Linked DNA regions of Mus musculus: region 2 is linked to region 1. Evidence: chromatin loops called from intact Hi-C (ENCODE). Cell type or tissue: heart. All regions are shown on one strand. Links, peaks and the distances in the headings refer to the core of each region. The heading gives the core; the rest is flanking DNA.

Evidence for each region. Peaks named below come from ENCODE experiments on the same cell type or tissue, not always from the same donor. Only the 100,000 strongest peaks of a DNase experiment are listed, where the experiment ranks them.
Region 2: a loop joins it to region 1, with 1.9 times the contacts of the local background. A loop is called at or near these places in 4 of 42 quality-filtered maps.

The regions. Positions count from the first base shown.
Region 1 is chr13:56,085,705-56,094,069 of GRCm38, reverse strand. Macroh2a1 (macroH2A.1 histone) reads left to right here. Exons shown (of 9, transcript NM_001159513.1): 6 at 4,213-4,312. Among named protein-coding and RNA genes, the nearest start is that of Gm31485, 31 kb to the left of the region's middle. In heart, for the core only: a CTCF peak has its summit at 3,275 (motif pointing left); DNase peaks (open chromatin) are centred at 1,299 and 5,999; H3K27ac peaks cover 2,535 bases.
Region 2 is chr13:56,131,635-56,139,999 of GRCm38, reverse strand. Macroh2a1 (macroH2A.1 histone) reads left to right here and starts at 4,450. Exons shown (of 9, transcript NM_001159513.1): 1 at 4,450-4,654. In heart, for the core only: no CTCF peak of the experiment used is centred there; DNase peaks (open chromatin) are centred at 4,459, 4,999 and 6,859; H3K4me3 peaks cover 2,939 bases; H3K27ac peaks cover 2,641 bases.

The DNA of each region.
Region 1 (8,365 bases), core at 150-8,149:
GAAGCCTGGCTCGGACACTAATTTTGGCTTGAGTTTTAGAGAACATTTCTGAAAGTGTACTTTAGAAGGGACGGCTGTGGCACCCTACTCTGTGCACCTCCTTTCCAGGCTGACAGCGAAAGCAATCCTTAAGTACAGCAAGCAAGCTGGCAGAGAAATGTGATGCTGGGGCCAGAGCTGGTTGCTAAGCTACTTGCAGGAGGGCCAGCCCTGGGCTTAGGAGCCTGGGCTCTAATTGTTATTGTTAATGATGCATTTCAGACTGAAGTCTCAGGGGCAACCCCCTCATTACTCTGTGATTTCCATGTTCACACACATTGTTTTTTGCCTTGTGGTTGCACTGAGATGTGTGGCTTTTCCTAGGCCCTTTTAAAACCTCATGGTTTATTAAAAACAAGCAAACAGAAAGCCCCACAGCAACAACAGCAAACCACTGGCAGTGTGTGCATCCAAGGCTCTGTCAGCAGTGAAGGTTTGTCCCTCGGTAGAATATTTGAAGCAGTTGGGAAAGCAGGTTAGGGAGGGCAGAATTGAGTCTCCAAACCTCCCAAATGATCAGGATCATGGTAGCAGGGATTCCTTTTGACCCATGCCACTTCTGAGGGTGAGAAGTTGGCAAAAGAGAGGGAACTAGCAACCCCATCCGTCCATGCAAAGTGCTGCCCAGCTTCTGAACTAGCACAGGGAATGCAGTCATACTATGTGGCGCCATCCTGGCCTCGGGCGGCTTCTGGTTAGCCTTGTCTTTCTAAGGCACTGTTTGCCCAGAAGCTTACCATATGATGGCCAAAGGCTCTGGGAAAAATTACACTAGGAACATGTGGCATAGGCACAGCCTAGCACAGATGTGAAGACAGGAGTGGCCTGCTGTGGCTCCTGGGAAAGATGGACCTCATGAGGTGTCTAGGAAGAGCTCTGCTGAAGGCAACTCCCTTCCCCATTCCCTTTAGCAGGGAAGTGGACTTTGAGGCCAGGAAAATAATCCACTTGATGTAGGTAACACAGGAAAGTGAGACCAGCACAGGCATCCCTCTTCGTTGTCATGAATGGCACCAGAGTTTGACAGTTAGGCCCAATATGCCATTAAGAAAATCTTCAATACTCACTCACATGTCTTAAAATTTAATTTCTAGCCCGATTTTAAAGGGGATTGTACTATTTCCTTTAGCCAACAGTGTCAGGTCAAGGTAGTAGAACCAGGCCACTTTCCTCTTGCCATAGTTCCAGACACTCTCCCCCTCCCCCACCCCAGTAAGGCTGGACCCGCGTCACGCTGCTGGAATGCTAGCTTGGCCAAGACCCAGTTACTGAACCTGGCATCTGTCTCCTTTAGTCCCACTCTAAGAGAGAGAAGATGTTCCCTGCAGCTCAAGAGTTGCATCTAATGGTGTTTGATGTTCATTGCTAAATAGGACGTGACCAACCTAGGTGGCCTGAGTATATAGCAGGTGTCAGAGACAGGCCACCACAGGGGTGAGATCAGGGTGATAGGTTGCTGGCAGGGGAAGGACCTTGCAGTTTTCTGGGATAAGTCCCTTTCTTCCAGCTGTCGCCAAAGGGACACACTCTTGCTCTCTTATTGGCAATGCCCCAGTGGTGTGTTCCTGCAGCAGCCAACAGGACTCACAGCTGCACTAAAGTTCCCATGCTGTGGTATAAAACTGAAGGTTTTAATCTTCCCACAAGATGACAAAGATGTAATCACTTTACTCAAACATTGAAACCACTAAAGATCTTTCTCCTTCCCAGAAAATCAGACTATTGGGAATTTTCACAATTTCTGGCCGTCTGATTTGTGATTCACGTCCCTTTCCTCTGCCATACACTGTGTGTGGTTGAATGCTCTTTGGCTAAGAGGTGACCGACACCAACCGACTTCTGTTTTGGCCCAGAACCTCGCGGTTCACTTGTGGATTACTAGATTGGTCCTTTCGAAGGCTGTGCCCATGTAGCCCGTGTGCCCTGTAGTCAGGGGTTTTCTTCTCTTGCCCATGGTCTTTTTCTACCTCACTACTGACCTTTGCCATTGGTTCAGCGTGCCCTAGCCAAGTTAGCTATCCATTCTTCTTTACAAAGACTGGCCCAGTCCTCTCCCCACTAGTCGCTGTCACACACTCTGTAGACCAGAGGATTCTCAATCTTTTCATACTTGTGTATATTCTATAAGAGCAGCACAGACTTATAGCCAACCCAGTGCCATGTTCTCAACATTGGTGTACAAGCATGATGGACAATCCAATATTAGCCTCATGCTTACATGGTGGTGAGAGAGACTGACAGCCCTCCATTGGCTGAACTAGTACCAGTGCTAAGCAGCAGGCCTCCTGAGATGCTGTGGTCCTTGCATCTAAGAATGCTCGCCACTGGTGGCCAGAAGGAATGACGGGAAGGCCAGGAAGGACTAAGAGTTCTCCAAGTAGCCGAGCTCTGTCTGCAGCTGCTTCCTGCCTCTGTCCAGCAAAGGCAGGGCATTCCAGTTTCCCTAGAGCCCACTCCCCTGGACCGAGGTGTCGCAGGCCACCGAGGGTCGGAGGATGCCTCCTGGCTGGTGGAATCAGCTGGAGAATACATTTCCCAGACGTGCCCGTACAGTGAGAAAGAGTTTGAAGGGTTGACCCTGCATGACTTTTCAGCATCTCATCCTGTAGACACTTAGATGAGTGCTCGCCCATGTTGCACCACCAGAGGCTCTCTTTTCCACTTCCTCCTCTGCCTCCCTCCCTCCCTCCCTCACCAACCTCTTGCCTTTTCACAGAGTGTGAGTTTCTTGTTTGTTTTTCTGGTCCTTGGGAGCCCACCCTGCCCTCACCTCCTCCCAGCAGGAAGGCACAGCCAGGGCCTGTGCTCTCCAGTGCCCCTGCCTCTTGGGTCAGGAGCCCCTGATGGGGAGGCAGCTAGATGCAGAAGCCTGTTAGGCTTGTGAGAGACCCCTAATCACCACCGGGCGCTAAGAGGAGGAAGCCCATGCGCAGAATTCTGGCCTTTATTCTGTCTTTGAATCTTTCATTGGCCAAATGACCACATTCATTTCTACCATTGCTTTCTCCCAAGGAAGGACTCTTAGTCTAAAGTACCTTTAGACTCTGAAGATCTAGCAGCTTTTTAGGACCAGAAGTTTGGGGGTGCATTTCCCTTGCATATAATTTACCAGTTTTTTTCTTTATCCCAAAATGGCTCCAGAAGTTCAGCCCCTTGGGGCTTAGTTGCCAGGAGCTGTCCTGTATTCCACCACTCTACCCCAGGCCAGAACAAGGACTCAGCCGTGCTGCCCCCTGCAGGCTCAGGCCTAGGTCTGTGGGCTGCTTAGGGCACTATTGATGTCACTGAAGAAGGAGCACCTTGACCAGACAGAGATTGTGAAGGTGCAAGTCTAGCCACACCTGAACCAAAAGAAAAGGAGGGAGTGCGGCAGGGCCAGGGCAGCAGAAGCCAGCACCTGCTGCTCCTCATTAGTAACCAAGGCTTGCCAGGGCAACAGAGCAACAGGTGGAGAAAGGCTAGTGACCCTTCAGAAAGACCCAGTTGATTGGGCAGACACAACTCAAGGTATTTGCAAGCCAGCCATCTACAGGCTATAGGCTACATCACTACAGGCTACTGAGGGAGTCTTCCTGCTTGGGTGTCTTCCCGGGTATCACCAGAACTCCAGCATCATGCGAGTAGCAGGCGTATAAAGTCAAGTGTTCCAGGAACAGGTAGTTCTCACTCTTTGTTACTCCTGACCAAGATGGTAACAGGGAGGGTCACCAGTGAGAATAGTCTCCAAGAGCTACACACTCGCAGAACAATGGCACCTTGCAGGTGTCCACATAGCCAGCTAGCATTTCTCCTCTATTGCCCTAGGGCCCCCCTCACCCGCACCCCTGAGCATCTTGCTTCTGGGTCCTGTCACTATGAAGTTCCTCTAAAGGAGAACCACCATCTTTCTATTCCAGGCCAGGGTGGCTTGTGCCCTTTCACCCTAAGCAGCATCTGCGGGTTCCGAGCGCCCACCTAGCTCGCTTCCCCTCAGCGCCCCATGGCACGGGAGTCTTCTGTTTGAAGTAGACCCACACTAGCCGGCGGCTCCCGGTTTCTCTCTTCCTTCTCTCCTCTGTGCCCTGTGCACTGCGAGTGCCCGCCGCCTCGCCCTTGCCCACACCCCGCCCACGCCCTGCCCTCTGCACCTTGCCGGCTCTCCTGTTATTTCCCACCTCATGCTTCTCTTTTCAGCTGAACCTTATTCACAGTGAAATCAGTAATTTAGCCGGCTTTGAGGTGGAGGCCATAATCAATCCTACCAATGCTGACATTGACCTTAAAGATGACCTAGGTAATTGGGGATGGGGTTTGGCACCACCAGCTGTCAGATGAGAATTTGTGGAACCCAGAATTTAGGCTCTCTGTCTGCCTAGACTCAGGCGTGGTCAAGGCAGACCTCCAGTCCTCGGTTGACATTTGATTGTAGACCCTGAGCATTGACTCACTCTAGACCACTCCAAATGGAGACGGTCGCTTACATCTCATCAATGTGATTGACCCCTTCCCCTGCATTGCAGACACGTCACCATCTAAATTCTCTTCCATAATGATCAGACTGACTGCTGGTTTCTTGGGGGGGGGGATTTTAAAATGTGTATGTGTGGTTTTTTTTTTTTCTTTTCCTTTTCCTTTATTTCTTTTTAAGCTGAAAAAGTCAGGTAACAACAAAACAACAGTTTCTCCATTCACCCTTTGGTTAGAACGGCACTCCATGTGTATGGAGGGAGGCGAGCTAGGTTTCAGAGCACGGAGCTGGACATCATTGATCATGGACCAGCTCCTGTCCATCAGCCTTCCCTAACCATGTGGTGGGACACAGCCTTGCCAGAGCACACAGGCTTGCCGTATGCCTCTGGGGGCAGGGTCTTAAACCCAGACCACGGTATATTCTGCATGCCTTCTGCCCTGGACTGCAGCCGCTCTTGTCCTAACTACGACGGGGCTCCCCTCCAGGAGCCCACTCCCACCCACACAGACAGGCCACAGCAGCGTGCCAGAAACAGACCGGAGCTCAGAAGTACCCGGTTGGGATTTGTTTCCCGCCTGCTTTAACCAGTGGCCGTCCGTAAAGCAAAAGGGCAGAGGCTATAAATGGCAGCAGCTCTGTCCAAAGTGTAGAAAAGAGAAAAGCCTGGAGAAACCCTTCCACCCACTCGCAGAACTGATACGCCCTATGCTGGTTCCTCGGCTGTCATTTGAAGGGAAACAAAAAGCAATAGAAACCAAAGCCTCCACGTTGGCTGCTGCAGACGAATGGAGAAACTCATTGTTGCGGTTGGCCTGACAGTCCACGTTCTTTTCAAAGCAGATGCCATGTTTTTGTAGCCTCCCCATGCGTGGGGTGCCAGTGTTGTTCAGGCTTCTGCAGGGTGAAGCGGGGGCATTCGTTGTTTTATTTCTTTTAATCTTCGGAAATGATCTCATATGTGTGTTTCTCTTTTTCTGTTTTCTTTTCTTTCTTTCTTTCTTTTTTTTTTTTTTGGACTTGTCCTTCCAATGTTTAATTTAAACATGTCACATTTGATATTCCTCCTCCCGTCCTCACCCCCACCCACACGTGCGCACACTGCGTGGACTGATTGCCCCCTGGGCTCATATGTTGGAATCGACCAGGTAGGCCAGCCCTGCCACTGGGGCCTTAGTAAATGTGCCTGTGTGTGGGTCTCGGTCCAACACAGTTGATGTACATCTGTTTACCTGTTATAGTTGCAAGTTGTTCAGGCTGACATTGCCTCGATCGACAGTGATGCTGTCGTTCACCCGACAAACACTGACTTCTACACCGGTGGTGAAGTAGGTAATGCGAGCTGGGTGCTGCCGAGTGTGTGTGTGCATGCTCAGCCGGCCGCGCAGACAGCTTGATCCTCTGACAGCTACGCAGGCTGCATTCATGTCACGCTTCCAGCCGTCCTGACCTTCCCAGGACCTTCATCCCTGGGTTGTGAACTGGAGAGGTACAGCTGGCCGTCAGCCCTGTGCTTCCCGCAGCGGCCCCCTCGGGCACTTCTGGTTTGGAAACTGGCTCAGCAGCCACACATTTCTTTCTCTGCCTGGTGAGGTGAGGTGAGGTGCGGCTTTGTTGCAGACTGGGTTCCCCGAGGTGTCAGTTACAGGCTCTGTGCCCACCCAGCTTTCCCCATGTCAGGGGCGTGTCCACAGACACACGTTAAGGGGTACCCTTTCTAAATGTGTCCCCACGTGTGAGGTTTCAGTCAGATTGAAGGTGTTTATTTTATAAACAGCACTTGAGGAACACTGTCCTAGACACAGGAAGCACTTGGGTCTCCCCTGGCAGCTGGTGCCCGCTTTGAGTCCAATGTGCTCAGCTGCTGCGTGCCACTGAGGTATGCAGAGGCAGGATGCTGAGTCCTGGAGTTGCAGATCTGCTGTGTGGGTTTGGTACTTGGCACTACCCTGAGGGGTTATGTCACAAGGAGGCATTCCCTGGCTAGGAGGGACCTGAATCTTAGCCTCACTATCTACTGGTTATTGGGCCTGGCCAAGACATGTAATTCCTCCATGCCTCAGTTTCTCTACTTGATAATGAGGCGTGTGTGAAGAATGGGCAGTGTACCTTGGTGTCTAATCCCAGGCCATGCTGCTGTTGGGCCTCACTGTGGCTTGACATAGCCATGCTGAGCCTGAGCAGTGTTCCAGAGAGAACGATGACATTCCTAGCCAGCTCCCAAGACTGTATTCTCCCAGGATGAGGTGAGGAGTCCTGTGCTCTGGGTACAGATTGCTTAGGCCTAATGCCCAGTGTGGCAAAGTGTCACTGTCAGAGCCTGCTGTCACAGTTGCCTCGGACACTGCGATGTGGGCTGATGACTCCTGAACCCTTTGGGTTTCAGACGTGATGGAAGTGGGCAGTAATGAAACCAGGCTGCAAGCAATTAAACCCCCTCCTAAGACAGTAGGCTCAGCCTTCATCCAGGGCAGTGGATGGAGGGGGATCTGTGAAGCTCCCTGGGCAACGTACATATCTCAGTCAGGCCCTGGGAGCTGCTGGTGGGGTGAAAGGCTCCTGTTTAGCAGAGTGGCCATGTGGGAAGAGATAGAAGTTTTGAGACAGGGTTATAGCCAGCTGTGACGTGAGCAAGCTGTGGCCCCCACAGAGAGCCCAGTCCTCTCCAGACCGGGTAATGACAGTGCTGACACCTTACCCTGATGCACACAGAGATTGCTCTCTTCTGTGGCTCATAAGCAGTGTGAGCCGCAGAGTGGGATCCCCCACATCCGGGTCACGGCTAGAAACCTCAGTAGGAGGAAAGACCAAGCACCAAGCGGGAACCCAGTCTTCCAAAGCCCACCTCTGCTTTCTCTGCCTAGAGATCCAGTCCAAACTAGTACTGGCCTCAGAAACCTGTTCCAATCCCAAAACAGTAATCATCCAGATTCATGTATGGCCTCGGTCGCCTCCAGCTCCCACTCTGATTTGGGAGAAGGGGAAGGAGGAGGCTAGGGAGAACCGGCTGCACTTTGCATTTTCCGTGTGAATTCCTGAGTCCTGACTGCTGGAAGAAGGGATCCGAGTGCAGGAATGCCTAGCCCAGTGATTAACTTCTGCCCATCAACAGTTCTTTCTAACAGTGAAATAGACCACAGGCTGAGCCTGACGTTTGTCCAAGCCTAAAGCTTTGCTTAGGCTGTTTTGAACACTGATACTTATGCCTGCTTTCTGAGCATGAAATAATGTTCTCGTTCTCATGGGAGTAACACATGGTTACGCTTGGGGGCCAATCAGCAGATTGCTTTACGATTAACCCTGAGGTTGAGCCTAAAATGCAAGAGCCTTCCTTATATTAAGAGTGTTGACAACATGGTTGAAAATGGGCCTGTTTCTTGTTAAAAAGTACACGTGTGTCTACATGAACATGTGCATACATATGTGTGTGTAGGAGTCAAGTCCTGACTGGGTTGATTGCCTGCGACCTAGGGTTTAGTTTGTAAGGTTGAGAAATGCATTAAGTGTATTCTTAGCTTGCAATCTCACTTCTAATTAAAGCAGCATTTAATTATAAGTAAAAAAGTTTAAAGTAAACACTCCTCCTAAGCTAAAACACCTTCAGTTATAAAGCAGCGCATTCTTCTTAGGAAATGCTTGATATCTCACTTTCAGACTGCCCAGTTCTCACCTAAGAATAGATTTGACAGAGAATCTGAGCCTTACGCAGTAGCCGACGGACTATCCGTGCCCTCCTCAGATGGGTTAAAGGCAGGCTAGACTCATGAACTTGGTTGGTTTGGACCCCACACTCCTTTTCCTCAGCTGCATGGATATTGCAAGTGAACCCCTATCGGGGTCTCACATCTGGGCCGTAGCCATGTCTGAGGGGTGAGTGGG
Region 2 (8,365 bases), core at 245-8,244, 46 kb before region 1:
GGTCAGAAAGAGAGAGGAGAGAGAAAGAAGGGAAGAAGCTGGCCAGGAACCATGGAGAGAGAGAGAAAGATGAGGGGGGAGAGAGAGAGGACAGAGAGAGAGAAAGAGAGGGAAGGAGGAAGGAGAAAGAGCAAGAGGGAGAGAGAGAGGGAGAAAGAGGGAGAGAGGGAGAGGGGGAGAGGGGGAGAGGGGGAGAGGTAGAGAGAGAGAGAGAGAGAGAGAGAGAGAGAGAGAGAGCAGACAGTTCTTTTTATAGCAAACCAGACCTGTACCTGGCCTCTGCTATGTAAGCGTTGGAAGGAGCCTGGAGGAAATGCTAACACTAACATTTTTCAATGAACACTTCATTGAGTATTTTCTCAGTTTTAGTTTCTAATGGTATTTAGGAGGGGGGAGAGCAAGGGCTTGAATGTTGGGCCATGCACTTGCTAAGTGAGGTCTCTATCGCTGAGCTATATCCTTAGACCTCACTAGTGAATGTATATATTCACATAACAAGAACTCTTCAGGGTTGTCCGTAATTTTTAAGAGTGCCAAGGGGTTCTGAATCCAAATAGTTTGAGAGCTGTGACTGTAGGAAAACTCGCTGGTAAAATGCTCACGAAGGACCATTAAGTTTAAATGCAGGTGCTGAGCACTGGTATGGAAATCATACACTTGTAATAGGAAGCAGATTTAGGAAGCCAGTCTCACTCCACAAACTGCCCCTCACTCAAAGAGGAGCACTCTTTCCCAGGGAGTGCTTACAGTGGCTATTACTTTTAACTTTTCGAGCATTTTAACTTTTCTAGTTTCCACTATGAGCACATATTTATCTTGCAGTTGGAAAAAACAAAAAAGAATCACAGTCTTTAAAAATTAAGAGGAGGAGCTGGTGTGTGTCCCTGAGCCAGCCGGGGAAGAGAACAGGTCTCTGAGAAGGAGGGTCAGAGCAGAGTGTGAGGTGAAGGCAGAGATGGAGGGGAGCCTTGTTGTATTTACTAGAACAAGAGCACTACTGTATTCTTACTGTAGTCTGTGTGGATAGCATACTGGAGGCCCAGGGCTGAAGATGGTACAAGGAGACTGCAGGCTCCAGCTTCACTTGCCCAGGGACTCAGAGGTCAGCATGTGGCTTCCCTTAAACTCCCTACCCCTGTGCCTTGAGCACTGTGTCTCAGAATTCAAAGCATTTTCATCTCTCCAGCTGTCCCCCTGTCAAGTCCCCAGGACAGCTTATCTTGATGGCAAATTCTAATAGATTAAGAGGCATCCAAATTAGTAAAGTATTTCTTTGAGAGGAATAATTAACAAGGAAGATCTGCCATGAATCTGGGTGGCACCGTACCACAGGCTGGGACTAAAAAGGGGAGGAGAAAGCCAGAAGGAGCTCATAGTCTCTCTGCATCACAGGCACTGTGATGTGAGGGGCGCCATCATGCACGCCTGCTGTGATGCTCTGGGATTGTAAGTCTGGATAAAGCTTTCCTCTCTTGATTTGCTTCTTTCAGTTATTTGGCAATAATAATAATGATAATAATAACAATAAAGCTATGACCAAGCTGGGACAGTAGTATATGAGAAATACTATGTGGTTTAGATGTCTTTCCACCTGGCCTGTGAGAGGAATTATAAAGAGTTTGGTGATGTTGGGTTGGACAAGTCCTAGAATTTCGGAAGCAGAATTTAAATCTTTTAAAAGTTCATTTTATTCATATGAGTGCTCTGCCTGCACGTGTGCCTGTGTACCACATGCATGCCTGGTGCCTGAGGAAGTACTGAGCCTCCTGGTGGGTTGCTGGGAATTGAACCCGGGTCCTTCGAAAGAACAGCAAGTGCTCTTAATCACTGAACCAACTGTCCAGCCCTGTGAGCAGAACTGAAGAGATGGTTCTGATAGGAGCGCAGAAGACCAGAATGGAAAGGAATGTGGACAGTACACACTGTGCCTGTGAGCTTTCAGTTGAGAACAATGACTTCACAGGAGACTGAGCCCATGTTTATGACATGTTGTCTGTATCCTGAGACATAGGGGAATGAGTTTAAACAATTAACAAATCTGATGGAGGAGGACTCACTGTAGTATAGAAGTGTGGCATGGCTGTCACTTGATGCTTTTAGCCAGGTTTACAGTGAGCAACTCACCTTGTCCCGGATCCCAGACATAGTAAGTTCCAGTCTTTCTTTGTTTCATCCCTCCTTTCAATGCTCCCCCTCTCCCTGTTCAGAACGGGAGAGTTTGTTCCAAGCCATTGCATGTTAGAAGTATGTAAGTGGCTTTTCAATTCTATAGGGCGATGCTTCTGAACCTGAGGGTCATGACTCCCTTGGGAGTCAAATGACCCTTTCCCAGGGTTCACCTATCAGCCATCCTGAGTGTCAGATATTTGCACTATGACTCATAGCAGTAGAAAACTTGCAGTTGTGAAGTAGCAATGAGACTCATGTTATGGTTGGGAATGGGGGGGGGGTCACCACAACATGAGGAACCATATTAAAGGGTCACAGCATCAGGAAGCTCTAGGGGCTCACAGTTGAAAGAGTTTGCCTGGAGTCTCAAGGTTTTAGACTTGAAAGTTTGAACAACGTTGAAAATAACCAAGACCACTGAAACTCTTGAGATGATCCTGAGCCTTTAGGACCCACGAGCAGATATCATGGCTCGAAAATGAAATGCCCACCTTTACCTCAAGTTCACTGAAGACATGGTCTTTAGCTGGTTACACTACTTGAGGACATCTTGGAAACTTTAGGATGCGAGCCCTAGTGGGAGGAGTTAGGTTACAGAGGGTCCATCACTGGAGTATATATTGTCCTGACTCCCTCCCTTAGCTTCCTGTTTGCCATGAGGTGAGTAGCCTCTGTCACTCTGCCATTTTGATGCTCTGCTCTCCAATATGGCCTAGTCATTAGAGCCATGGACTATGGGTTAAAACCTGAAACTTAGTCAAAAATAAAAACATTTCTCTTTTAAATTGTTCCTTTAATTTGCTACAGTGACAAGAAGTCCAGCCATTTCCCCTCCATTTTCTGGACTTCATTTTCATACTCCAGCCCATAATAGTTTTGGAGTTTCATGTTTGGAGTACTCCTCCTCAGTACCCGTTCCATGGCTTGCTTGCTCCCTCTACTCCCTCAGGCCTTTCCAGAAATGTTTCTTTCTTACTGAAACTCGCTCTTTTTAAAAGGTTAGATGGACTTACTTTATTCTGTGTGTTTGAGTGTTTTGCCTACTTGTGTGTATGTGCACCCCGTGGTGCCTGATATTCATGGATGTCAGAAGAGTGCACTGGAGCCCCCCCCCCCCCCCCAGTGGAGTTATCAGGACCACACAAATGAATCCTGGGAACAGAATCCTGGCCCTCTGCAAGAGCACGAAGTGCTGTTATACACGGAGCCATCCATCTCTTCAGCCTCAAGACTACCAAATACACCCCTGCTTACCTTTCCTAGGATTTTTTTTTCCTACCTTGTTTCCTCTGAGAATTTATACTCTGTAATGTGTGATTCCTTTGTCTCTTGCCTTTCTTTTCCCACCAGACTGTAAGCTCCAGGAAAGCGGGATGGGGGTAGGGTGGAGTGGGGTGGGGTGGGAGTTGCCAGTTCTGTTCACCATTTCACAACTACACTCAAGTTTATGCATGGTGTGCAGAATGTCCCAGATATTTACTTGAAATAATGAATGCATGGGCCAGGGGCTTTAGACAATGCTTTTTGTGTCTATAAAATGCGCTAGGGTTGGAGAGATGGCCCAGCTGTTAAAGGGTCACAAACCAAAAACCTGCTAATATTCTAGTGTAGCCTGGGCCTGAAGGAGAGTCTTTAGTTTTGTGGATAGATGTTGCTGCCCTTTCTCTGGCTGACACCCACCCCACCACCTTAATATGTAATAAAAGTATCAACTGTTTAAATCAGTAAGTCTCCACTTGGAGCCAGTAGTCAACAAACGTTTGCTTGGTGGAGGTAGCTAACCGATTCCACGAGCAAAGCAAGACCAGACTTTGAGGCCAGCTCTGTAGAATCCCACTGATCAAGGGAGTTGAGCTACGGTAGCTGATCTTGGGGCACACAGCTGCCTTGTATTTAAAAAGTCAGGAGGCTGGATTGAGGCGCGGAGTTGGTGCTGACCGGGCAGAAGAAGATCCCTGGTCACAGCAATTGTTCTACCCTCCCTCTTTGTGGACGAGGCTACTGGGGACAAGGGGACACCAGACACACAGTAGGTGCTCACAGCAGACGCTTGCAGAGCCGCGCTACCTACAGGCACCTTTCTGAGGCCGGACCCCTGCAGCTCCCGCGCGCAGACCGATGCCTGGGGGCGGGGGGGGGGGGCGGCGCAGAGCACCAAGGCCTGGGTACAACCGAGGCTGGCGTCGTTGGCGTCCGCGGCCCGAGGCAGGCCGGGGTCAAGGCCGGGGCGCCGAGTGGCGCGGGGAGGGGTGGCCGGACGCGCGAGGCCGGGAAGGGATGTGACGAGCGGCGCGCTGTGCATTGTGGGAATCCCGGGGCCGCCGCGAGTGGTTCCAGTTCACTGGTTCCAGCGGAGCCGGGCGGAGGGCGCGAGCGCGGGACGCGCGGGCGGGAAGCGAGGAGGCGTGGGCGGCCAGGCAGGAGTGCGGAGCGGACCGGCGCAAGCGGCCGACCGGCCTCGGGCCCCTCACCGTGCAGCCGCCCGGTAAGTGCCGCGCGGGCCTCGGAGCCGCAGGCTGCCGGTCCGCCCCGTCTGGGCCCCGCGCGCCCGACTGCTGCCGCGCGCGGGGCACTGCCTGGCGCCCGGGAAGCTCCGGCGGTTACCCTCGGACCTCGGGCCGCCCGGAGTCCGCCAAGGCCCTGCCCGGGGCAGCGTGCGGGTCCGGATGGTTTTGTTCGGAAAGCAAACCCGGAAACCAACTTCGCTCGGAGACGCACCCCTACCCCCGCCGGGGCGCTTTGTGGGCAAGGGGCTGATCGGGTCTCCCCCTCTGCCCGGGAGGGAGAGCCAGGGATGGCGTGGGCCCGAGGGCACCGAGGCCCGGAGGCCGTGACCAGCCGTTCCGCCCGGGCCCGGAGCTGCTGTGCTCAGAGTTTACTTGCTCGTGCGCCGCCGGCCCGCGCGTGCCCTCCCGGGCACAATAAAGTGGGGCGCGAGCCACAGGCCGTTGTGAGGCCGGCTGGTGGGGCACCCGCCGCGAGGCCTGAGCAGGCGAGGCCTGGGGACCACTCGCGGACGGAATCCCAGGCCGGGGCGGGCTGGAGAGGAGCTATGGAAGCCCCGCGGCTCTCGCTCGCCTTTTGTTTGCTTTGTGCTGGGGAGGTGTTATTTTTAAGGTGACTCTGGAAGACTGGAGGCTCCCCGCGCGCAGAGGGACAGCTGAGAGTCTCTGGGGGTGGGGTGAGTAGAGATGGGAGGCGCGGGATGCTGCTGACGGTGTCACCTGACAACAGGTGTGCAAGATGCTGAGCCCAGCGCCCACTCCTGCAGAGACCACCGATATCTCACTGCTGGGCAGAAGATTGCTTGAAAGAGTCTTTGAAGAAATGCAGGGGAAAGTGTTTTCTAGGTTTGACGGTGTAACTTTTGAACAAGCAGTTGAGGCAGATCTCGTCTCCAACAATTACAATCATTATGAAGTCTTTGTAAGATTTTAACGATCTAATAAAACAGCTTAGAAGAATAGACAATTAGAGGGGTTCTCCTCTTCGGTTTCCCTCTTGCTGACACCTCTGTGGTTTGAGGTTTTACTGTTAAAAGAGAGGAAGTGTTTTGTTTGTAGACACTGCAGCATGGAGTCCCAGTTTTGAAAGTCTGTGCTGGAGTGGAAGACAAAAGTCCAAACCCAACTAAATTTCCTGTAGGTTCACCTTAAGGTGTGCAGTCAAAGTTGCGGTTAGTTCTGAAATGGACACCCTCATACTCGCTACTGGAGTTACTACAGCTTGTCCACAATTGACCAATTGAGCAACAGCAACTGGGCTTACACACAACCTCTGACTCGATCAACCTTTTCAACTTGTGGGGATTTTTTCCCCTTAAGGATGAGGAGTCTCCCGAGATTTTAAACTTTCCCTCTTTCTCATTTTGCTACGAGCTAGGTCATAGTTTTCACCAGGAAGGGAGAGCTCACACTGTATCACACTGAGATTGGTCTGGAAATTCACATATGATAACTTCCTTACTGGCTTACTTTCTACTACGTGGGCCAGCTTTAGGGAGTGGTACAGTTCAGTCTGCCATTTTCTCAGGTCCTAGAAAGCCATTTCTGCCTCCCCTAGGGACAAGCTTGGAGCTGATGGTGCCCCAAGTCGATGAAAGATTTATTTAAAGAGAGAAACTACTAATCTGTATGTGATGTTCAGAGGTTTGCAGTAGCCTTTGGCTTTTGATGGGCTTTTCAGAGCCCATTAATGAAATATGAAATGGGAAGGGGTGGGGCTGAGGTGGACCCTTACCTGTTAAACCCACCACCTTCGTTCTGTAGGCTTAGGGGCGGGGGCTCCTGCTACAGCTCCTGTAAGTGCAGCTAAGTGGGCCAACTCTTCATTCCAAAGAGTCCTATAACTTGCTTGCTGAGAGCAGCCCTGCCTGGTTGGTGTCTTACTAGTATGTCCCCAAAGGTGATTATGTCGGGGTTAGGAAATAATCATGAGCAAGAAATGCCAGGCCCTGCCCTGGAGAGCCGGCTGGACATCAGTAGAGGAGGGACAGTTGTGTAAGTGGGGTTGAGCTCCATCTGCCTTGGAAAGATCAAGGGGGGGAGTTTGCTGGCCAAAGCAGGACAGATGGGGGCACGTGACCGAGGCCGGAGAAACCACGTGTGCCAGTTGTAGAAGATAACCTGTGAGGGAAAGCTAGAGGCTCAGGGTAGCAGGGTCAGGCGAGGACAGGGGATACTCCACGGAATCCCATCAGAACCACAGCTGATCCTAAGAGCAGCCAGGAACCCCCAAAGGGATTTGAGCAAGAGAGGAGACAGAGAGCAGTGGTCAGGCCTACTCTCACTCTTAGTTGGGATCCCTGTGTAGCAAATACCTGGAAGCTTCCAAATACTTGGCCTGGCTCGGCTCTTGCTCTCTTAAGGTCACATATTCTTCTAATGGCTTTTTTAAAAAAAACTTTTTTTTGGAGCTGTCATAGCACAGTCTTTACCGGGGGTGTGGAGGGGGAGGAGATAGTGGCAAAGCTGCCTTTACAGTGCAGGACCCGTCCCTCCACAGAGCTCAGGAAGTACAGTGCAGTCGGGCCCCAGCTACAAGCTGTTTCCTGCTTGCGAGTGGTACTTGGGTTTGGGGTTTGCTTTTCCTCCACCACTAGAAGTGGGACATGAGCAGCGTCCGTCTGTGTGCCCCAATCTCTTCTGTGTGCAGCCCCTCCTTTGGTTGTAGACTGCTCACTCTGTGATTTAGTGTTTGATGGATGGGGAGAAATCCTTCCTGACCGACTAGAGTACAAGGACTGGTTCCTGTTCCGAGCCAGTCACAGTGCCTTGGCTTGTGCAGCATAGCCACATGCCCCTGGGGACATAAGAGCAGTGCCAGTGCTGATATTCTAGCAGGACAGAAGTAAATGGAGATTACTGCACACAGAATCACCATCCTCCCCTGCAGAACGGACTGCCTCTGCCTTGCCTTTACGGTCAGAGTAGACAAGGAAGGTGGCATGCACATGGATACAGACATTCATTCGGCTGCAGGGAATAGAGCAGGTGGGACTCACTGACAGTGTTTGGACACAGATGAGATTCCTCCACACATAGACAGGTTCTCTGATGCAACTCCCTAGTAGTCCTAACCAATATCTTCCTTTAGAATGGGTATGTATATATTTGTAGCTTAGATGATGAAGGCTTCAGAATTGATCATTCCCCTGGTTTGAGTGCCCTGACTGGTTCCATGTACAGCCTACAACCTGCAGGCTGTATGCATTCCAGGACACCTATGAAGGCAGCCCAGAACTTTTGTAGATGCTGGCTTCTCATTGTGCTGGTGAAAACATTGGTCACCCCTGAGAAAGGCTGTCTCTGCTCCAGCAACTGGGGCTCGCCAGTTTCCTCTGGCTGGAATTACTCAGTGCTGAGAGGGACAGTAAACAGGATCAAAGATGGCCACAGCCATAATCCTTTGTGTGACTTGTCTCTCAGCCATCAGGACCTTCTCTTCCTGGGAACTCCTAAGGTGGCACAAACTCCCTGACTTTTGATGGTCTCGGCTTTTACAGCAACTTGACAGATGGGTCTTCACAAATGGGTGTTAAGGAATAATCCCAGAGAAGGCTCCAGACCATACCCACCAGCCATGGCTGTAAGTCCTTAGCCTTTGGACATGCTGCTCTGTTCTCCGCTGATGGGAACTGGCTTATTGTAATGGCAACCAACAACCACAAAATAGCAAGTAAGGTTACAGTGGTGAA